5 separate regions of the Homo sapiens genome follow, and all the other regions are linked to region 1. Evidence: chromatin loops called from intact Hi-C (ENCODE). Cell type or tissue: heart left ventricle. All regions are shown on one strand. Links, peaks and the distances in the headings refer to the core of each region. The heading gives the core; the rest is flanking DNA. Region 1 overlaps MBNL2 (muscleblind like splicing regulator 2). Region 2 overlaps LOC105370324 (a long non-coding RNA gene). Region 3 has its middle 150 kb from the start of IPO5. Region 4 overlaps LOC105370324 (a long non-coding RNA gene). Region 5 overlaps LOC105370324 (a long non-coding RNA gene).

Region 1 (4,560 bases), core at 346-4,345:
CATGTTACTTTGGCTTCAGTCCTGGATGTGGCTGAAATCCTTAACCAAATTAATTCCATGAGCCTCTCTCTCTAAGTGGCCTAATAGTGATGTGATATTGGAAATGCATAACTTATGCATGTGTGGCTCCCTTAATGCCAGATTCTGGTCCTGATCTTCTTAGCAAGCCCCATCTCTGCCTTTGTACAACACTCCCATCCTCTACTCTCTGCATATACCCTGTATGTACTTCATGTTATAGCTACAATGGACAATTTTCTATTCTTCAAGTACACTCTTCCCATGTCCCAACTGGGATGCTTTTCCCCCACTGATAAAATCTTGCTTCTCTTCAAACTCCTAGGCAAATTTCTCCTACTTCAGAAAGTCTTGTTTCTCCATATCCTTCGTAACCACCACCTGGTGCACATGCTGAAGGCAGAATTCATTGTCTCCTCTCCTTCACTCTCGAATAGCTTTGCCCAGACCCTCAGGTACTCCTTCATCCTCTGTATAATATTTGGTTTTCACCTCTTTATGAACTCTTTTGTATTCTCATTACTGGCTCTGGAACCCAGAACATACCACGGGTTCAAGGTATGTTTTAATGAATTGAATGGAATAAATTTTGTTGTGCTTATGCAGATACAGATGCCACTAAACACTGATCAATCTTTCACCAAGTCATGTGATAATCTGATGTAACATTTACACGTTTCTCATAATTAGGCTGTATCTGGGCACTGTCCCCTGTTCTACTTATTCTGTACTTCCAGTATAATGAAATAAATCAAGGAAGGCTTCTGTGGGTTGCCTTTGTTCTGATCAGCTGAAGCACTTCACTAGGCACCAATTCTATGAACAAAGACTTCTCAAATGTTTTCTGCTTCAGTTGCACAAATATTTCAGCTGTCGTATCTGTGAGCCAGAATTATCTGGGTAGTTCCACTTTGCGGTGTAGACACAGCCTCAGTTTTTCCATCTGCAAAATGCAAATAACCGTGCCTGCCACTAACAGAACTGCAACATCTTGAAGAATAATGAGATAATGTCTATAAGAACACTTACAGTAACTTAGAATAAACCTGTCAGAGAAATGCCAAGAATTATTATGCTGCTATTTTTGTAAGTGTGTGTGGTTTTGCCACTTTCCTAACATAGAAAAGAAAAAGTCTAACTACTTGGTTAAAATAATCCCAATGAAAAAAGAAAAAAAAAGAAAACTCCCACCCATGGCAAATGTGCTAGGCCATCAAGCAGGGCAATAATTATCTTAGCATAGTTTGGGAGAAGACTCTCATATTTTGCATAAAATTTTATATTAATATCTTTGCAACCTGGAGGCAGAATTCCTAAAATCCAAATTCACATTGTGTCAATGGGAGAATTTTAGTATCATATCAAAAGCTTTAACTATGAATGGTTAAAACAAAAATGCTATTTTTGTTTCATATTTATGTTTACGTAAAACATTTATAGAAAAATCAAAATCTGTTCATTTAAAAGTAATGGGTCCTCTATGTACCAAGTTATAATAATTATTTTTGAACATCTTCACTTGATTTGCAGAGGTTTCAAACCAACAATGATGAACAATGATTGATTATTACCATTATCATTTTAGAAATAAAGTTGAAAATGGGTTTATAAGAAAGAAAATCAGAAGCAAAAACTTAAGCTAAAATGAACAATAAAATTCCTGGTATGGGTTTAAGCGGGAGAAAGATTATTTTAATTTCCTTTTAATAAAATTATTTTCTCTTTCCTCATTTAAGAGAAATGTGAAAATTCTTAGCAGTTGAAATACCATTTCAGAACACTAGATCCACATGCTTGTTCACTCTGATATTCATGTCATGTAAGAAATGGAAACCCTTCTAGTCACTGTATTGGTGCGCTAGGACCCACTTTTTGGCTTCCAAAGCCCACTGTATTGAGGGTTGCCAGACACACTTAAGCTGTTCTTAAAGAATCCACCAGAGGGCGGAAGTACACAACCACAGCAGCCAATGTAGCCGTATGGGTCCTTCATGAGATACATTTCATCAACAAAAATCAGGTCGTTGCGTAAGGGATGTTGTTTATCCTTGCTTTGGAAATGTTTATCCTTGCTTTAAAATGTTTAAAAGGTGAAACATTTTAAAGTGATGATTCTTTCAGTGATTTAACAAATCAGTCATTGTTGGGTTTGAGAGTTAAACATGTGCTGGAGGGCTTCAGATTCTTTTGGCAGGCTTAGCACCAGAGCTTCATAGGTATTCCCAGGACATGGTAATGGCAGTAACATCCATTCTTCAGAAACAGGCTTCTCCTTTTACGTTTTTCCCCTCAGTATATTCTTCCTTAATTTTTTTTTTTTTATCTTAAAATATCTAGTGGCCAAGAGGTCTACAATGACACACTTTGTAGAAACCACACAGGACATTAACGTAAGTTTACCTTCTAGTAATTATTTTACAAATGTGTTATTTCAATTAGATTACATATTAAGACACTGCTATGCTGTAACAGCACTGGGATGTCACTAATTAAGGCTGTAATAGGGCAAAAGTGAACTCCTAATAAATACTGAATTAGAGATTTCTTCTACAAGTCTGTGAGTTTAAGACAGGTTCAAAACTAAAATAAGAAAAAAACACTGAAAACCACTTTGCTCACATAATTTATATGTTAACTAAAATATGTATTGTTCACAGGTTACTAATCCATTTCAAAGTGTAGATTTTATACAAAGAATATCACAGAAATATTTTACCTCCCTCTGATGTTAACTCTGATAAGCTATGGGATTTAAGGAAATGGATAATAAGCTCGAAAAGTTCAAACTAATGGATTTGAATCAAAAAACTCTTTTTGTTAGAATTGTTATTCATTTATATTTACTTTCATTTCACTATCGTGGGCTGAAAAATGTTGACTTTCAAAGAACTCAATGGATGGTCTTCCCACCAGGACTTAAGTTACCCCTTGCTTCTAACATTGACTAAAAGGTGAAAAACATGGTCAATTATGGTGACTATCTTTGCGTATGGTGTGCGTGTGTGTGTCTGTGGTTAGAGATGTCGGTGCAAATGGGGGAGGGATGACATGATTTATACTTTTGTTTTTTTACTTTTATCTGACTTTTTGGGGTCAGTTATTTAAAAATTCACTTTTATCTGCTTTTTTCTTTTTTCAGGAGAACTCTGTGGAATGTGTATATATAGGCGGGCCCAGGTGGTAGAATGTGATGTAAATGGGTTTGGTCACAGGGAAACTCAGTTCTTTTTCTCATTAGTTGTGGCACCTTGGAAAGTCACTTCTCATTTAGGGGGCCTCAGTTTTCTCATCTGTAAAACAATCAGCTGGATGAGGAGATCACTAAGAGTCCTTTAAACTCTAAGATTCTATGACTATTACAATGGATCTTTTAGTGGAATCATAGTTAATGCACATCGTACGTAATAGTATCAGGCATTGGCTTAGACACTGAGGATAAGAGCTCTATATACTTGTGAACTTGGTGAAAGTTGAGAAGGATGGAGAAAGAGATAGAATGAATATAAAAATATGAGTAGAGAATTGCTTTAATTTGAATAGCCTCATTGTTTTAGTGCTCTGAATAGAAATAGAAAAAAATGGTTAGTATTTACTGGAATTGCTATTTTTAGGTCATTCAGAGTTAAGGACAAATTTCAATTGTCACACATAAAAGGTCTTATTTACATAAACAATTTTACAGGGCTTGTGCAAATACAAGAAACCAAAAGCCCTAACTGCTGTTTCTCATGGGTTAAATCTGTCTCTTCAATCTATCAAATATTTGGCTTTAGAATCCTAACAGTCTTTAGCTATCATTCAAAGTAAGGTAAATACATTTAGATAGCTAGGACAACGATGAATTTCAAACTGTATTATACCTTCAAAAGCAAACTAGATGCCACCAAACAGCTTAGAGAAATGAGAAGAAAGCACATGACCAGAAGGGCACAGGACGTAGGGCAGTAAGGGCACATACCTGTTGGAATGAACGCGGCGTGTTGCTGCAACTGTGCGCTGGTGAGAGCCTGCTGGTAGTGCAAGACGCTGGGGTTAAAGACCGCGCTGGTACCATTGCTTTTTTCAAGTGCTTGTCTCTTTGGTAAAGGATGAAGAGCACCAGGGGGAAAGGCCTAGAAATGAAGAATTCGATAAGATATGTCTAACTTAAAGCAAACACACCTTCCATGTTCACAGAGATCATCAATTGCAACATTCTTTTTAAAAATGACAGCTAAGGAGATGCCTCTGCCATGCACCTTAATTTAAACAGCGGCAATGTCGAATGAGTGAGAATTTGTTATTGAGAGCGAAAGCATGATTTCTGTAACCCAAAACGGTAGCATCTCAACTAAGGAAAAGAAAAACTATCAAGCAACAACAACAAAAAAAATGGCTTCAGCTTTTAAAATGAGTTAAACTATTCTAAGGGGGGACGAAGCATTGGTGTTATTATTAATACCTATTCTTTTCTTTAACTAAATGGCAATTTCTTGAATTTAAAGGTTAATACGAATTATAATGAACATTTTCTGAGTCAAATAATTTAAATTTGCTTCACTC
Region 2 (4,560 bases), core at 322-4,321, 210 kb before region 1:
ATTAAGGGATTTCATTCATATATACATATATATATATATATACATATATATATACACACATATATATATACATATATATACACACATATATATATACATATATATATACACACATATACATATATACACACATATATATACATATATATACACATATATATACATATATATACATATATATACATATATATACATATATACATATATATGTATATATATGAATGAAATATATGAATGAAATATATATATGCACACACACACACACACATACACACATATTCAAAAGCCTTAGATATAAAAAATATTCACTGTTTTAACCCTCGAAAAACCTGTACTCATTTATTTATTGAAGTTGACTAAAATATGGCCGAGTACTAAAAAAACTGATGACTGAGTCACTACTCTGGAAGTTCTCAAAGTGAGGATACAGTGATTATCCAAGGCTGGATGGGTCATTTGTGCAATATGTAAAAGTAACAAAGACATACCACCTTAAGTTACCCTATTTCAGGGCCTGTTGTTTCTAGAGAATTCCTTACAACTCTCCCTTGCAAAACTCTTCCTCTCACTCATAGAAGATCAAAGTGGAATTTACTAATTTAAGGACTAATATTTCGCTTATTGTTCTAAGCTTATAAATTCTGCCTCTTACAGAAAACAGACCCTCTTCCTTGTTTTAGATCATATTTGCGTTTAGTATTTTTTTTTTTTTGGCATTAGAAACAGAAAGGAGAGAGGCTGCTGAGTCCCCTGCTAAAGCTCTAGTCTAAGACTGACATTTTAAAATTCAGCAGACAGAGCAAATCCACATGATTCCAGGACTTGCCTCTCAAGGTCAGAATATTTAGTGAACACTTGGGTCAAATCCTCTCCTTGGTATCGGTGCCAGGATGTTGGCCCTCAGTTCACCTTCCTGAGCTCTTTGCTCAGTTCTCTTAGGGATGTTTGGCTGTGCCCCCTCAGGCCTTACTTCTGAGCTGATACGTTTGACCTCAAAATGGATAACAGGGCAGGAAGGTGGGACCAGCTTCTGTCACACTGTGCAGTTTATTTTCTATCAATAGCCCTGTTACAGTGCACAGGCTCTTGGGTTCCTTGAGGAATGGAGCCATTTTGTAAACAAAACACTGTCATTTTAAGCCATTAGAATGCATTCTATGAGGCATAATGGCCAGCGGAGAGCTACTGGGAAAGTCGGATGAAGCACAGAGTGAAGTATTTGGTTCTCTGGGTCTCCTGTGATTTAACTGCCCTACAAACTCAGCCTTCCCATTAAATACTGTATTAAAAAAATCTCTGGAGCAAAAGCAAATATGTGCTTTTCTTCTCTGAGAAGAGATGGATTTAGCAATTCTACTTCTGTTTGTTATTTCAGTGGAATCTAGTTGTTTTGGGAGTTAAATAGTCTTCTCTCAGATGTTATTTTAAATGCCCTCTACCCGCCACCACCCCTCCCCCCGCCTTTTTTCTTTTTGGTAAGAAAACTAGCTCCTTAGCTCTTCAGGTAGTGGTGAACAGTTTTAGTGCTAAAGAACATTCTCTCTCATGTTTTGGACATGAGTCTGAGTACATTAAATGTGTTCATGCATTTTATATTGTAAAATACAATGTAATTCTTGTTTTGTGAGTGGGAGGGTAGACGATAGTGCTGAATTCCATGTGTTAGTCCAGGCTTTATGGGAGGCAGATGGCAAAACGGCGTTAAATGTGCCAAGATTCCATTAGCGGACACTACCGTGTGAGAGAAGATGAAGAGTATCAGAAAAGGCTGCGAGAGTTTCGGCTCGCCCTGTAAGCCTGATCCAGGGAAGAGGAGAGGGTGGGAAGGTTAGGTGGGAGCACTGTGGTTTTGAAACAGCTGTGCAGTTTAAGGAAGGTTTGTAAGGCTACTGGGGAGTCTTTGGGCCAAGATCAACCTTCAGAAGAGTCCAGTGTCTCCCAGAAACCGGCTGCTTTGGCGTCCCTGAGGATCACTCACTGGCCAGGCACAGCTGTGGGAGGTACAGGGGGGCCCTCGGTTAATTACATGGCCTGTCACCTAAGGTGTAGGAGCCATTCTCAGAGTTGCTGCAGTCTGCATCTTTAAAGTTTTGGAGAACTCTGTGTTACCTGGTTCTAACATCACTAATGATGGATGCTGTTTCTTTTTTAAAGTAAGTCTCCATTGATTTTTGCATCTCATAATTCATTAGTTTGAAAGCTTCCAAAAAGCAGTTAATTGCCCCCAGGGGCCATCTAGGATCCTTTTATTCGCTGGAGGAACTCTGATATGATATCAGTAAAGAAAAGCAAAAACACAAAGAGGTTTTTACTTCTGTCGGTCCTAAGATTGTTATGTGTTCTTATGAGTTTTGCGGCCACACTCATCTGTCATTTATTAGTTGAGTGACCTTATGCAAATCACTGAACGTCTTTATGTATACAAATAGTCATAAAAATTCATAGCTGGCAGAATCATTGGGGGTTAAAACAATATGTATATTAGGACTTGGCACATAGTAGGTCCTCAGTTGAAAATGTAGACATAGCCAAGTTGTATTGGAAGTTTACCCTGTGCTCCATGGGGTGCATAACTGTCAGAGTTCACTGCAGGGATCTGGAAGATGCCTGGTGTTTTAAGCAGGAAGGGATTAGTGTCGGGAGGTGGTGCTCACACAATCATGGGAAGTGGTGGGGGTGGCCAGCCCCAGGCTGGGCTTCCAGACCAGCTCACCAGGGAAGCCTCTACCTCTGTTCCAACCAGGAAGGGGAGAATGAGGAAGCTGCCACTGACCCTGCCACATTCCAGGACACACACCACCATGGCTGCAGTCCAGGAATTGGGAAGCTGGGAGCATGAAGCTGCCACCACCACTGCAAACTGCCTCTTGACACCCTTAGAGTTAGTGTCTGGACAGTGGGACACCACTGCAGAAATGCCACATCTCCACAACCTTACTTACCAGCAGAAAGCCAGAAGTAGCAGCGCTGGGCGTCTCCTGGATTCTGCCTTCCAAATTGCATGACAGTGCATCTGCCACACAGACCCTGATTGGCATGCAGAACTCTAGCTGTGGTGGCTTTTAGCTTCCCAACTCTGTCATCCAACAGGGGTCTGCAATACAGGAAGGCACAGGAGAAGGAGGTGGCTGGATGCCCGAGCATAGCTGGCACCCTTTTCCAGCACTGTGCTAGGTACACTATGTGCATCACCTCATGTAACTGTTGTCATAGCAGAGCAATATAGGTAGAATTATTACCCCCACTTTACTGATATGGAAAATGAGGCAGGTATCTGGTGGGGGCAGTCTGTGTACTCAGATCTGTCTGTTCTCAAAGCTCATTCACTTAATTAGTCTGGTGCTTTTTCTAGAACATATGCGTTCTTTGTGTTCACTTTTGAAAAATGTCCCAAATCCCAGTTTCTTTTCCTGTGTGGATGAAGCTGCCCTCACTGCAGGCAGATTGGGTAAATTGTTTTTGATGATCATTCAGGGAATAAATACATGAACCTCTTCACTCCAGCTCCAGGGGTATAAAGAGTCAGTTTGCAGTGGTGGTGGCAGCTTCATGCTTCCAGGCTCCCGATTCCTAGACTGCAGCCCTGGTGGTGTGTGTCCTGGAATGTGGCAGGGGCGGTGGCAGCTTCCTCATTCCTTACTTCCTGGTTGCAACAGAGGTAGAAGCTTCCCTGTGGGCTGGTCTGGGAACCCAGCCTAGGGCTCACACCACAGCACCACCTTCCACAATTCTGTCTCCTGCTTTGAGTCATCAAGCTGTAAAGAGCATTGCAGATTGTCTTGTGAGTCCCTTGCCTCTCTTCTGCCATTATGAACAGGGGAACTGAGACAGAACTAGATGAGCATATTCTGATTAAGGGCTTGAAGTTGAGATTCTCACTCAGACCAGCATCCTTTCTCTTATCCAGTAGCTTGGTTGTCCTTGGACCTATAATACATTGCATTCACTGTCCTTCTCAGGCTCACACAATAAAGGTCCCAATGGGAATGCCCGGATACATCTGCACCCTTGATCTTTGGCATATGGACTCTCTGCTTTTTTTATTTGTTTGTTTCAGGTTGTGACATTGCCACAGGAGATGGCCACACATGCTTATGCCTTCTAGGGCTCAGTTTTGGTGAATCAGTTGTTTTCAGAAAGTAGCCTGTGAACTGCTGGCTGTTGATGAGAATCCATTAGATCCTCTGAGGTCTAGTTGAAATGGCAAGATCACAGTATGCCAAAGTCTTCTCAAGTTCTTAGCTTGCCATGGGGACAAAGAGAATCTCTGGTCCTTCAGTGGCCACTCCTTTTACAAGGCAAAGTTTTTCAGGCAGACTTTGTTGCGTCTCAACCCAGGTATTTCTGCAACTCCCTTAAAACTGCTCATGTGTTCTACAAATCCACTCTGTTGACACCAGTCACCTGTTTTCTGGATGGCTCTAACATTCTCTTGCAGATCGTTCTCTTTGCCATACTGCTACCAGTCTTCCTGCACAGCTTCAATTTAGGTGAGATAGGCACTAACTTCTTAGTTAAATATTTAAAGCACATCCAAGAAACCTTGCAGAAGGCTTGCAG
Region 3 (4,560 bases), core at 194-4,193, 440 kb before region 1:
CAGATCTCGCAAGACTTATTCACTACCATGAGAACAGTATTGGGGAAACTGCCCCCATGATTCAGTTATCTCCCACTGGGTCCCTTCCACAACATGAGGAAATTATGGGAGCTACAATTCAAGATGAGATTTGGGTGGGGTCACAGGCAAACCATATCAACATCCAAACTGAATTTTGAGTGGGGTTCTCTTGTCTCTATAGAGTGGCAACAATAAGAATAGCTTTCTAGAAATTTCAAGGCGAAATTCCTTCCCTGTTGTTTACACCTTATAATTGCTCAAAAATATTTGGTAGATCAGTTTATTTACAATGCTGGTGGAACAATTGTCATTGACAACATTCAAGCTGTCTGCCAGCTCATGCCTTCCCAGCTTCAACCAGTTCTGAAATCAGTCCTGAACTTCCAGGGATCAGGAATTAAATGTGTCTTGGTACCCAGTGTGTTTAGCCAAGCCACATGCATGCATCTATCTACTGAGTCCCAGCCTTTTTAGTCCCTTTGAGACAATCCAGTCCATATACTGCTTCAATTTCTCTCCTGAGCCAGGAGTTTTGATCTAAAGCATGTTTCTATTGGAGAAACATGTTCCCAGGCTGTGTTCTGCTCTCTGTCGATCCAAGCACTAACCACATGGTCTGCTGATGGACTGATTGCCTAAGATTGTGCTTATCGCCTGACCAGCTGTGCGATGTCTCACCATTCAGATAAAACTCAACTGGATATTGATATCTGTCCCAAGCAAGCAGGGTTTACCATGCCCATTTGAAGACAGCACATTGGACTTTTTGGATACCCTATGTAGGCACTAAGCCTACAGTTTTTGCAACTTCCTCAACCCCACCTTTCTCAGTCTTGATTTTTGTATTCATCCTTCCTTTGTCTCCCAACATACATGTGTACTCCTTTACTTTCTGAATGCACCCACAAACACATTGATTCTAGCTGTTACTCTGTTGTTGTTGTTGTTCAAAGCTGTGTTACTTTTACCCTCTTGTGCCTTATGGCAGGGCCTGCCAACTTATTTTACATATGGGTTGAAATTTTGTCTTTTCCTTGACTAATTTCTTATGTCATGATTCTACATTATGTTTCTCTACCCAATAGGCCAGAGCATTACCAAAATATACTTCCTAGTCATATTTGCCTCCAGACATAGCAATCCTGGTAACTACCCATGAGAACCCCTAGACCTCCTTTCTTAGTGCATACAGATGGGACTTACATCATGAGGGGTATAAATACCAGGGGTCCTTGATAGCCCCAGATCTTCCCTGAATTTCCCAAAAGATGCCTTCAGGGTGCCATCTCTTATATTTGATATATATTTCTTTGTAACTAATTACCCCATAACTTAGTGGCACCAAACAATAAACATTATCTCACACAGTTGCTGGTGATCAGGAATTCAGAGCAGTTTAGCTGGGTGTTTCTGGCTCAGAGTCTGTGATGAGGGTGTAGTCAAGACAACAACCAGAGTTGTAGTCATTGCAGGGCATAACTGGGGATAGAGGATCTTTTTCCAAGATGGCTCACTCATCTGGCTGTTGGCAGGAGTCTCAGTTTGCCACCATGTGGGCTCTCCATAGGCTGCCAAGTGTCCTAACAATATGGCAGCTGGTTTCCTTCCCCCAGAGGGAGTGATCCAAGAGCAAGCAAGGCGGAGGCAGCTCGCTTTTATAACCCAGCCTCGGAAGTCACATGTTGCCATTTCTACAATATGCTATTGGTGCCACAGGTCAGTCCCATTCACTGTGGGAGGGGACGACACAAGACATAAAGGCTAGGAGGTGGAGATCTCCAGGGACATCTTGGGGGTGGACTCTGACACCTCTTTAGCTTAAGATTTCATCAATTCATATGCAAGACTACACCATGCAGCTCCTGTTTTTCCTCCAGGTCATGCCATAGGATACCGAATAGTTGGATTAGCTGCTCTTGACTTGCCAGTTAGCTGTGGTGAGGCGAGACTGGGATGTCATGGTATAAACCCAGTCGCTGTAGGGTGACTGCGTATAGACAGGGCTGTTGCCTAAGAACAGATTAGAGATGAGGATGACTGTGAAGGACATTTCAGCATTCCCTTACTCCAAGAGCAGAATCCAAGAAAAGAAAATAACAGAAAGAAGATGAAAAAAAGAAAAAAAAAAAAAAAAGCAAAGTAGGCTGCCTTTTTGTTTACTTTTTTTTTTTTTTTCTTTTCTGAGACGGAGTTTCGCTCTGTTGCTCAGGCTGGAGTGCAATGGCACCATCTTGGCTCACTGCAACCTCTGCCTCCCGGGTTCAAGCGATTCTCCTGCCTCGGGCTCCTGACTAGCTGGGATTACAGGCATGCGCTGCCACGCCCGACTAATTTTTTGTATTTTTAGTAGAGATGGGGCTTCCCCATGTTGGTCAGGCTGGTCTCGAACTCCTGACCTCAGGGGACCGGACCATCTTTGCCTCAAGTGCTGGGATTACAGGCATGAGCCACCGCGTCTGGCCCTAACTTTTTCTAGGGCCTAGACCTTTTTCTAGGGCTGAGGCCGGTCTAGGTCTCTTCATCTCCACACTTGGCAGACGTCAGGATTGAAGAATGGGCTTCGGCCAGCAGAGGGCAGGCTTCTACGACCCAGAGACTGTCTTTTAACTTCTTTAGAATAAAGGAGAAATAGAACCATAAAATTTCAGAGTTGAAAGGGACCTGAAATAGTTCTATACTAAGACCTCCTTATTTCACAGATGATTAAACTGAAGCCCAGAGAAGTGGAAGTAGCTTATCTAAGTTCTGACACTCTGCAAATGGCATAGTTGAGATTTGAACTCTTAGCTCCTTGACCGTTTTTGCTTTTATTATTCTAAAACTCTTCTCGTCTAATTCAACTGGCTTGAAAATCAGTCAGGGCTCTTGCCTTGTTGACCTAGCCCATCACATTTTAGACACATAGGGAGGATTAGGCTTACTTCACTATTTCTCAAATTTGAGCAAAAGGGTAATAACACTTTTGATATTTTAATTTTTGACTTAAATTGTTTTTACATTTTTATTATTTTACCTAATGCATAAAAACATAAAACTAGAGAGAACATGCTATGTTTACAGCTTTTATAAAATGATTTATTAAAATAAAATTTATAAAGTTAATACAAATAAAAATTTAAAAGGTGACAAATTGACAACATTAATGGGATGTAGAGGATGGTGTTATTTTGCTGAAACTACATGGCTATTCACCACTGAATTTGGCATGAGTTTGCTGTGCCTATACTCCCATGTGCTATGTGGTTAATCAATTTTCCTATTACATTATTTTACTTATGCCATGACAAACCTTCATCTGTATAGTGAGTCATTTTAGCATCATTTTGTTTTCATTAAGTGAGAATGCTTCATTTATCGATTAATCTCACTTCTTTTCCCATTATCTGGATGGTTCTCCAACATAACTACAAACAGAAATGCAAACATGAGCCATGAAATCTGGAAATGTAATTGGTTATAAGGTGATTACCCAGAGGAGCTATTTACATTAATACAAGCGTCGAAATGAAAACACACTCCAAAAAAAAAAATAAATAAAATAAAAGAGCTTGCAGCTTCACCCAGAATGTTCACAAACCCTTCAGCATCCACACACTGCCATTAGAGGGGACACTGCATAATGCATTTGGCTTTAGTCCTGATAGTATGTTCTAGACATGATGTTGTATGTTGTCTGAACAAGAGTTATCTTGATTTCAAAGGAAAAAAAAGAAATGCCATTAACATTTGTTTGATTGTCAATGACAATGTCTTAATGAAGAGCTAATGAATGAATGCACAGAAAACACAGGCGTCCCTTTGCTTTTCCTCGAGTCACCGAGATTAAAGGTATACCCTGTCGAAGGTGACAGAGTTAGGGCAGAAGGCTGGGTGTCCCGGACAGCTCAATAGCAGGCTGTATTGTCTGTTACAGGGCACATACTTTGAACTTGTGTTGACTCAGCCCAGTTGGAAAACTGAATACAAACTAAGACTTGACCAAAACCAGATGTTCTGCGTGACCTGCGCTTCAGGCACAGTGTGCCGCAGTTAACAAATGACGCCTTTTGGATTAATCTAAATATAAAGGCTTCCTGCCAGGACAGTCTCCCGAAACTTATTTGGCTTGGCCTGTTTTTGGTGTAAAAACATCAGACCACCAGAGCTACAGAGCAGCATTTCATCAGTAGGGCTACAAGTCAGAGTGGAGTCTGCATAATTGAAGCTATGTTCCCTTTGACCCATGGTTATCATTTCACAATGCATATATATCAAAACATCAAACAGTAAACCTTAAATAAATACAATTTTTATTTGTCAATGATACCTCAATAGAGCAGTTAAAAAAGAAGAATGGAGCTTGTGACTCAGCCTCCAGTATTACCCCTTCTGCTCGCAGGCATTACGCTTCTGCCAGCCAGTGGGCGGAGGCAGAACGCGTTGTTCCCATCACGCTGCAACTTCGGTGGAGAAAAATAGGCAAATGAGGGGTTGAAACTGAATGAATTAAGCCCAACACAGTTCAGTGAAAAATTTAAAGGTGTGAATGTTTCAGAAGTT
Region 4 (4,560 bases), core at 274-4,273, 220 kb before region 1:
ATATGCAATGTACAGAACAGGCACATTTCAAGACAGAAAGTAGATTAGTAGTTGATTAGGGCTGAGAGGTTTGGGGAAACAGAGGGACTGCTAATGGGCACAACATTCTTTTTGGGGTGATTAGTTCTAAAATTGATAGCAGTGATGGTTGCACAACTCTGTAAATGTACTAAAAACTACTGTATTGTACACTTTAAATAGTTGAATTATGTGGATATGGATTGAATCTCAAGAAAAAAGAAAAATGAATAAATAATGGTCAAAGAAATTGGTAAATACATTGGTGAGTAAATCTACTTGCTAAACTGAAACGAAAAATGAAACAATTTAAAATAGGAGACAAGTGGAGAAGGTAGAAATCCTTATTAACCCTAGACTCTATTAAAAAATCCATGCATAATTTTAAATTCATAAGGGAATAGGAAAGAAACAAGTTATATAATCAATATAAAAGAAAATTAAAGAATTAGGGAGCTAAGGGTCCAACTCAATAATTAGAAAAGAACAAACCCAAAGAAAGTAGAAGGAAATAATAAAGATGAGAGCAGAAAAAAATACAAAATGGTGGGTATTAAAGTCAACTGTTGGTTTTCAAAGAGACTAATATAGAATATGGAAACCTTTTTCAATAATAATAGAGGGAATTTATAACTAATATAAATGAAAAAGGGACGTGGCTACAGATTGGAGTAAAAATGATACGAGAATATTATAAATAACTTTATGTCAATAAGTTATGTTGACTATCAGGAACATACTGTAATTGTTATACTTAGGAAAATGAAATGCATTTACATTAGAGCCAGTACCAAAGCAGTAAGACCAGCTCTCACTTCTCCAGTTCAACAGTGTAATGGAGGGCTTAGCCAGTGTAGTTAGACAATAAAAGAAACAAACATGGAAACTGATAAGGAGGGGGAGATTATTCACTTCACATGGCTCCATTGTTCTTGCTATAAGTAGGTATTGCTTTTGTACGGAAAGAATTCAGTAAAATGAATGAAAGAAATAATTGACTATTTTCTCAAACTTTTGTTTTAAAAAATATATTTGGTACCATTTTTATTCTTTTCTCCCACCCAAATCTCATGCTGAGTTGTAATCCCCAATGTTGGAGGTGGGACCTGGTGAGAGGGATTGGGTCACTGGGGTGGTTTCTAATGGGTTAGCACCGCTCCCCTAGTGCTGTTCTCCTGATAGAGTTCTCATGAGATCTGGTTATTAAAAAGTGTAGCACCTCCCCCTTCTCTCTTGCTCTTGCTCTGGCCATGTTAGACGTGCCTACTTTCCCTTTGTCTTCTGCCATAATTGAAAATTTCCTCCTCAACCATGCTTCCTGTACAGCCTGCAGAACCGTGAACCAATTAAACCTCCTTTCTTTATAAATTACCTTGTCTCAGACGTTTCTTTATAGCAATTCGAGAGCGGACTAATCCATAAACATTGCAAGGAAATGGATGAATCGTCACAATTAGAAGGGTATATGATTTTCTACCTACAAAAGCCAAGGGAATGAAAACCAGTAAGAGTGTGTGAACAATAGATTTACATCATTCTCTTCGTCATAGTCACTGTCTTTGTTATCATATAATTACTACTCTGTTCTAGAGTCTGTGCTAAAGATGTGATGTTATTATCTCATTTAATCCTCACAACAAACTGAAGAGGTATGCTGTTGTCATCCCTACTTCAGCGGCGAGGGAATCTGTTGAAAGAGGAGTCAGCTTAGCTCCATGCACAGAGCCAGTGAGTAGAAGATCTGGGATGTCAGTCGAGGGAATCTGAGCTTGCAGACTTCGGCCTCCACCACTGGGCTGCGCTGCCTCCAAACACAGCCTTCTACTCCAGAGACTGGAGCAGGAAAAGATGTTATTCTAGTTGCCAGACAAATCATCAAGGCCCAGGAGTAAACCAATTGAAATATGCCTTAGACCTAAATGAAGGAAAGTACTAACCAGTACTGAAGGACATAAAAGAAAACCTAAATATAGAGAAAATCATACCACTTTTGGGGCAAGGGTGGGCGATGGTGGCACTCATTACTGTGAAGAGGTCATTACTCTAATCTATGAATTCAGTTCAATCCCAATCAGTACCTCAAAAGGATTTATTTAAGAGAAATTTGTTAAGCTAGTTTTAAAGTTCATTTGAAAGAGAAATTCAGAAGCCATAAAAAAAATTACAAGTTAGGCTACATAAAAATAAAGATTTCCGTATGTCACAAAACATCATATGTAGTTTTTTTTTTTTTTTTTTTTTTAAATGATCATCATCTAGGGAAAGCTACTTGTCACATATAAGACAGACAAAGGGTTATATCCCTAATAAACTAAGTGCCTACACACTGATATAGAAAAGAAAAACAACTTGATTGATAGATTAGGTAAAGCTATGATCAGGCAATTCATAGTAAAGGAAATATAAATGGTCAATAAAATATGAAAAGATGCTCAAACCCCCTAGTAGTCAGGTAAACAAAAATAAAATGATGGAAATTTGATTTCTGCCTGTCAGACTGGCAAACGTTTAGAAGATTGATGGCATCTAGTACTGGCAAGGGTGGTGGGAAATTCATATGCTTTTCAGTGTTCATGGAGATTTAAATTGTTACAGTCTTCTTAAAAAAGTAATCTAGTGGTATTAAAATGTAATATATATACATATGCCCTTTGACACAGAAGTTCCATTTTTTAGAAATATAGTTTACAGAAATAAATAAGGCAGCTACTCAGGGGGCTGAGGTAGGATAATCGCTTGAACCAGGGAGGCCGAGGTTGCAGTGAGCCGAGATCATGCCACTGCACTCCAGCCTGGGCAACAAGAGCGAAACTTCATCTCAAAAAATAAAAAATTTAAAAAAAAAGTAAAGTATGTGTAAGTTTGTTATCCCAGCATTGTGTGTGATGGAAAAAAATTATTTGAAAAAAATATAAATGGTTGAATTGTGGCTCATTCTTACTATTGATAATTATGCAGCTTTTATAAAAGATTACATCTATAGGAACCAAAGTTAAGGGAAATCTATAGTGTTATTATTAAATGAAATAAACTACTAAGTAGTGGTAACATTAGTTTTGTTAAAGCAAAATCCTATATAATATGTACACCTTTATCTCATATATAGGAGATATATTCCATATATATTTATCCTGTATATCCTTAAATATATTTACATATATGTGTATAAACATAAGGAAAGTTGTGGGAGAGTACTTATAAAACTTAATATTGGTTATCTCAGGATACTGAGATTAGAAGCATGGAGGGGGAGACTCTTAACTATCTTTACATAGCTCCACTGTCCTTGTTATAAGCATGCATTGCTTTGGTACAGAAGAATTCAGTAAAATAAAGGAAAGAAATAATTTGCTATTTTCTCAAACCTTTGCTTTAAAAAATATATGAAATACCATTTTTATTTTCTCCCTCTTAATCCCCTATTTTCTCTGCAAGCCTGATATTGACCAGGGCTGATTTTGCCAATTACGATAGTTTTCAAGATAGAAGTCCCCAGGGTTGGTGAGGGACCAACATATATACCAGACCATAATACATACCACAATGGCATGCTTTGTGTGTAAAAGGATTTCATTTTCTCTAATTAATAGCTTAGTAGTTTTTGGACATTAAGCCTCAAATAAGCCCTGGAATTAATGTCATTCCGTCTATGTAGTGATTTACCAAATTCCAGATGGTTCCCTGGTGTGGTCCTTTGTTCATGATGTCAGAGTTACTAATCCCTTTTAGCCAAGCAAGCATTTATTATGTGTTGCAAATGCAGATACTCTCAGGTCACCAGTAGGACATTTGGTTAAGAGATAAGAGGAGGAATCATTTGTCTCTCCTGATGATCTGGTGGAGATACTTGGTGTGGTGGGTGGGCTAGCTGAAAAAGAAATCAGAGAAATTCCCAGGAAGAACTGCTTTGGGGCTGGCTAGCTAGTATCTTTCTGACATTTTTTTCTCCTTCAGAAATCCTTTGCCTTACTCAGAACCCTTGGATTAAGTAATAGGAACTGCCCCAGTCAAGTTCAGTTTTTACTAGGATTTTTTCCCCACCAAATATGAACAAATGTAATTCCTGGGCTTTGTGAATTTCTGTTGTGATTTTAGTAATGTTTTTGACATTGCTAACAGACTCTGAAGAAAAATGCAATCTGTCAGTAAACCCTTTAATATAGTAAGGTTTTTTTTTTTTTTTTTTTTGAGATGGAGTCTTGCTCTGTCGCCCAGGCTGGAATGCAGTGGTGTGATCTCAGCTCACTGCAACCTCTGCCTCCTGGGTTCAAGCGATTCTCCTGCTTCAGCCTCCTGAGTAGCTGGGATTACAGGTGTGCACCACCACACCTGGCTAATTTTTTCTATTTTTAGTGGAGACTGGGTTTCACCATATTGGTCAGGCTGGTCTCGAACACCTGACCTCGTGATCCACCCACCTCAGCCTCCCAAAGTGCTGGGATTACAGGCGTGAGCCACTGCGCCCAGCCATTTTTTTTTTTTTTTTTTTTTTTTTGAGACGGGTTCTCCCTCTGATGTCCAGGCCAGAATGCAGTGGTGTAG
Region 5 (4,560 bases), core at 224-4,223, 300 kb before region 1:
TATGACTGCTTCAGAGTCAAATATTCGGCTTTCTGGAATGTTCTTCCTGGCAACTCTTCATTCTTTGAGATTCAGGATGAGTTTCTACTTCTACAAAATTTCAGATCTACCCAAGCAGTGATGAACTCATCACTTTCTTCCATGGAGAACAAATGGATTTGGAACTTTCTTCTGAGATAGCATTCATCACATGGGCTTGCAATGATTTGTTTGCATGTTTCTTTCACCAGCTAGACTGAGTGGTCCAGCTTTATTTGCTTTGGCAAACTAATTGTTTCCCGTGGGGCCTGGGACCTGTAGGTCTGAATAAGTGCTAAATGAATGAGTATAAATCTGCTGATTTACTAAAAAATAACTGGGTTAAACTGTGAAGTCTGGTTGCAATATCAACTTACTAGCTAGAATTTGCTGAGGAGTTATCATTTGTCTATCTTCACTGAAAACTCTAAGACCATTGTTTTCACCACTTTACAGAGGGGCAGACCAAGACACAGATAGACTAACTTGCTAAATAGTACAGAATTAGTGCTCATGGTGCTTGAACTCAAGTCTGACTCCAAATCTGCCTGAAGCACCCTCCACACCTTTATTGGCAGGTCAACTCCTCCTCACTCTGCAAGGCTTGGTGGCAGAGGCACCTATTCTGGAGGTGTTGCAGATGGGCAGACAAAGACACAGATAGACTAACTTGCCAAATAGTACAGAATTAGTACTCATGTGTTCTTAATCACTCCTCGCAACACTGTAAGATCTGAAGATAAAAACAATATTGGGAATAAAAGATTTAGGGCTAGAAACTATTACAAGGCAAGCATTTGTGTAATTAATTGATCTCTGAGGGCTTAATTTACAATATTAACACATTTTATTCACTCCAAAAATGAAACATGTGTTTAGAAAAGCCAATTATTAACAAAATCAAATGGAAAGGGGTGTAAGTTTTCTCCTGGAGCTTACCAAATGCACCAGTGTGGGTGCCCCTGGGAACTGGTGAAAACCGATGACTTACCATCATAAATGGAGATTGAGGTCCCCCCGCGCAGGTGGGGTTTGTCCTGCCTCAGTTGACTGAGACACAAGATGCATGGTAAAGGTTTTGGCTGTCATTTTCTATCAGGACAGTGGGCAAAAGAACTGTCAGAGTCACAACAACCCCACCTTCACCGTCGTTATCCTTGTGGTCTTCCTAACAGCCCTGTGAGGAGAGAAAGACAGGGATTCTATCTCCATTTCACAGATTAGAAAACAGAGGCCCAGAAAAGTTACATGAAGCCATCTATGCTCCATCCTCCACTATTTTGGCATTTACCATGACGTTTATCCATATGAAAGCATTTTCTTTCAAGACGGCTTCCCGGAATTTTAGCAAGAATTTGAGAGCCAAGTATAAGAGGAGCTAGTCCCTCTGCCTTAGAAGGGAAACATGCCCAATTTATTTTTGGTTTGACATTCTACTGCCGGGCGTTTCCTCTTCGCTGGTGTTGTTTGTAGTCAGGCCCCAGCTTTTAACATGCTGGTCTGGGGATGCACCTTAAGACTGACCCAGAGTAAGGACATTTTGATGCTGACATTTCCTGTCTCAATTTCCTTCCCTGCTTCCTTATGATTAATGGTCAGGCCTCCTCCCACCTGCGTTCCTGCCTTCCAGCCAGAGATGCACTATCCGACAGGAAGAGAAACTGTTTGCCTGCAGTTTTGTAACTAAAAATAACAATAAGAAAAATGTTCAATTAATCTCTTGCTTCCCCAGCCTGCCTTGCACCGGCTCTCTGGGTTGTGCTCACATGTTAGGTCGGGCAAGGTGCTGGCCAGTTGCAGAGTCTTTTTAAACTGCTAAGGAAAGCGGAGGCTGGAGGATTCCAAGCCAGGTCACAACGGGTAGCAGGCAGGACCTCAGGCCTGCTTTACTTTAAAAATGATCTCCTGTTCACTGAAAGATTACTGTGTGCCAAACACTATGCTAAGCATGCCATCTACGTGATGTCATTTAATCCTCATAGATCAACCCAATGAGATAGTTTGCATCACCTACATTTTAAAAATAATAAACAGAATCAGAGAGGTTAAGTAAGGTGCCCAAGGTACACAGCTATTAGAGACAGGATTTAAGCCCAGGGTTCTCTTGATGCATTTTCGTGAGCATCTGATTTGGTTTTTCATTTTAATAATTATAATTATTAAAATTGTAAACACTGAATTAACAAAACATTTTTAAGTCTTTAGTATTCACTGGGAAAGATGTCAAGTTCAGGGGGAAAACAGAAGTAAGAATAATTCCTGCCTTCAAGAAGTTTTCCATTAAGTGAAACAAGTCTGTTGTCTCTCACCTCTCATATTGAAGAAATATGGGAGTTGTTTGAAATAAAATCATATTTGTCCCACTCAATCTCATCATGATATAGTTGCTCTTCTATTTTGGATCCACTAGCAGACATTTGATATGTTTAGGATGAGTGTTTTTTTTCTCAACCATTAAAAAAATGTAATTCAAGTCTCAAGGCAATGATTACTCCTTTTCTATTGTGTTTTAACAAGTAGCACAGAGGGGTCAGTAGACCACTGGTAATAGACAGAACCTGTATTATACCCAACAACAAAAGGATGCCGGACCACCCCTGCTGCATGTCAGTAGGTGGCAGTCTGGCTTTGCACACACTGTGTGCCTGGGCTCAAGTGGGTTTCACAAATCCACGTGCCGTGGAAATACCCATCACCAACCTTTTCAGAGCTTTCTGGCCCTAAAAGCAATGCATTATCCAAACCTGAAGACATAAATGTTGTGATTGAGGCATTTCGAGAAACTCTTATTAGCTTGTCTTTGTTGAACTTTGGGAAGAATCTTATGGGGACTCAGATCCATAGCTGCTGTGTTTTACCATCAACTCCCCCTTGTCCGTGGATGTCGTGCCTGCTTAGCACTCTCTCAGGTCTCACCCACCTGCGCCAGGTCCCTGAAATGGGCTGCCACTGCTCACCTGAATGGCTGCCTTCTTGTATAGCTAACTCAGAGAATTCAAATAGCTATGCCTTCCTCCAGGAATTCTCAATCTCCCAAGATATCATCAGTTGTGATGAAATGATTGCAGGACTTTAATATAACCCTGTCAGTGAAGACACCAACAATATGATATTTGTGATAATAATGGCTGACAAATTTACCTCTGAATTATCTATAAAAAAAACTTGTTTGCCAAGAAAACAACCCCTAAAGATGAGATTATGGGAATCCTGTTGACTTAAAGGGAGCCAAAAATCATATATTCAATCATACATTGCATGAATTATACCATTGTCTAGATGAAGTGGTATCAAAGTACATTCCATTCGTAGAATCAAGTTCTGAAGAAACTCTGGAAATTTTGAGTTAGCGGTAATCTTGAGTCACTCCATTTACTAGAAAGAAGAAGGCAGCCTTTCTTCAGACATTTAAATCATATTATGGACTTTACACTTATAGTAGTCCAGTTTCTTTAAATTAATAGATTGACTAAATTAGTTTTACTCTATTTGGAGATCTAAGTAATTTGGCTAGTTTGACTAAATGAGTTTTACTCTGTTTTTGAGCTTCATATAGAAGCAAGAAATTGACATAATTATCTAATGACTTTCCTCATCACAAGATATTGGGTCAATTTCCTCTTTTTCTTTTTCAGGAAATACCTATTGGTGAGTGCCAAATAAAGCTCCTTAGGAAGCATCAGGAGCTCTTTAAATAAGCTGCTGGAAGCCACTTTTCATTTCTTTGCTGACAGAGCTGAGTGCCTATATCCTGGAGTTAAACTTGGGCCAGAAGGACTTTGTCCCATCTGCTGGTGTGACAGAAAGGGTCCCAGGAGGGCATCTGCCCTGAAGTCCCTCCTCCATGATGCCAGGCATCTGAAATTCCACTTTTAGAGATGACCCCGATAGACTCTCAGTCTTTAAAGATTCACTCATACTAATGCAAATATTTCTGCAGGCCATAAATTAAAGCCTTGGATCAGTTACCACTCACTTTCCCACTGAGAAAGCCACCCAGGAGCTCTGTCAAGAATGTGCCCAGGCAGACACTTTCAGAGGGGAGGCATGTGTGGGGGTCCTGGGGTGGAGGAAGGGCACTGAGAGCAGAGATGACAGTAACCAGACTCCATCCATGACCCCCACGGCCCTCTAGGACCTGGGCCTGCCCACCTGTCCAACCTCAGCTCCCACCATTCACATCTTGGCTTCTTGGCCTTTCTCTTTGTGGACACACCATCCTCTTCCCTGCCTTAGGGCATCTATGGTGGCTACTTCTGGAATATTCTTCTCCAAGACCTTCTCATGACTGGTTCACCTTATTATTAATGTCTCCAATAGCTCCAATATTTCTGTCTCTGAGAGGCCCGCATTAATCACCAGCCTCAAGTCATCCTTCTTCCGTGTCTACCCCGATCACTCTCTATTATGCTCTCCTGGATTGCTTTATTCCTAGTGCTTCCATGTTGAAATTATCTTCTTTATTCGGTTGACTACTTGGCTATTTACTGTGTTTCCTTACTGACCTTTGTTTTATTATGTGTCTTTTGTTAAAAGATTATG

What was found. Hi-C counts contacts between places; a loop is a spot of excess contacts. Peaks named below come from ENCODE experiments on the same cell type or tissue, not always from the same donor. Only the 100,000 strongest peaks of a DNase experiment are listed, where the experiment ranks them.
Region 2: a loop joins it to region 1, with 2.0 times the contacts of the local background. A loop is called at or near these places in 14 of 110 quality-filtered maps.
Region 3: it touches region 1 in a loop (4-fold over the local background); 10 of 110 quality-filtered maps call a loop at or near these places.
Region 4: it touches region 1 in a loop (3-fold over the local background); 14 of 110 quality-filtered maps call a loop at or near these places.
Region 5: it touches region 1 in a loop (3-fold over the local background); 9 of 110 quality-filtered maps call a loop at or near these places.

The regions. Positions count from the first base shown.
Region 1 is chr13:97,357,052-97,361,611 of GRCh38, reverse strand. MBNL2 (muscleblind like splicing regulator 2) reads right to left here. Exons shown (of 9, transcript NM_001382683.1): 7 at 3,977-4,130. Among named protein-coding and RNA genes, the nearest start is that of RAP2A, 75 kb to the left of the region's middle. RefSeq lists a silencer at 1,823-1,892. In heart left ventricle, for the core only: a CTCF peak has its summit at 1,959 (motif pointing right); no DNase peak of the experiment used is centred there; H3K27ac peaks cover 359 bases.
Region 2 is chr13:97,567,195-97,571,754 of GRCh38, reverse strand. The region is part of intron 3 of LOC105370324 (a long non-coding RNA gene); the gene reads left to right. Among named protein-coding and RNA genes, the nearest start is that of RAP2A, 140 kb to the right of the region's middle. In heart left ventricle, for the core only: no CTCF peak of the experiment used is centred there; a DNase peak (open chromatin) is centred at 2,725; H3K4me3 peaks cover 367 bases.
Region 3 is chr13:97,798,517-97,803,076 of GRCh38, reverse strand. No RefSeq gene overlaps it. Among named protein-coding and RNA genes, the nearest start is that of IPO5, 150 kb to the left of the region's middle. In heart left ventricle, for the core only: CTCF peaks have their summits at 2,395 and 2,600 (motif pointing right); a DNase peak (open chromatin) is centred at 2,576.
Region 4 is chr13:97,572,368-97,576,927 of GRCh38, reverse strand. All of the region lies in intron 3 of LOC105370324 (a long non-coding RNA gene), which reads left to right. Among named protein-coding and RNA genes, the nearest start is that of RAP2A, 140 kb to the right of the region's middle. RefSeq lists an enhancer at 1,711-1,760. In heart left ventricle, for the core only: a CTCF peak has its summit at 1,813; no DNase peak of the experiment used is centred there.
Region 5 is chr13:97,657,883-97,662,442 of GRCh38, reverse strand. The region is part of intron 3 of LOC105370324 (a long non-coding RNA gene); the gene reads left to right. Among named protein-coding and RNA genes, the nearest start is that of RAP2A, 230 kb to the right of the region's middle. In heart left ventricle, for the core only: a CTCF peak has its summit at 2,636 (motif pointing right); no DNase peak of the experiment used is centred there; H3K27ac peaks cover 648 bases.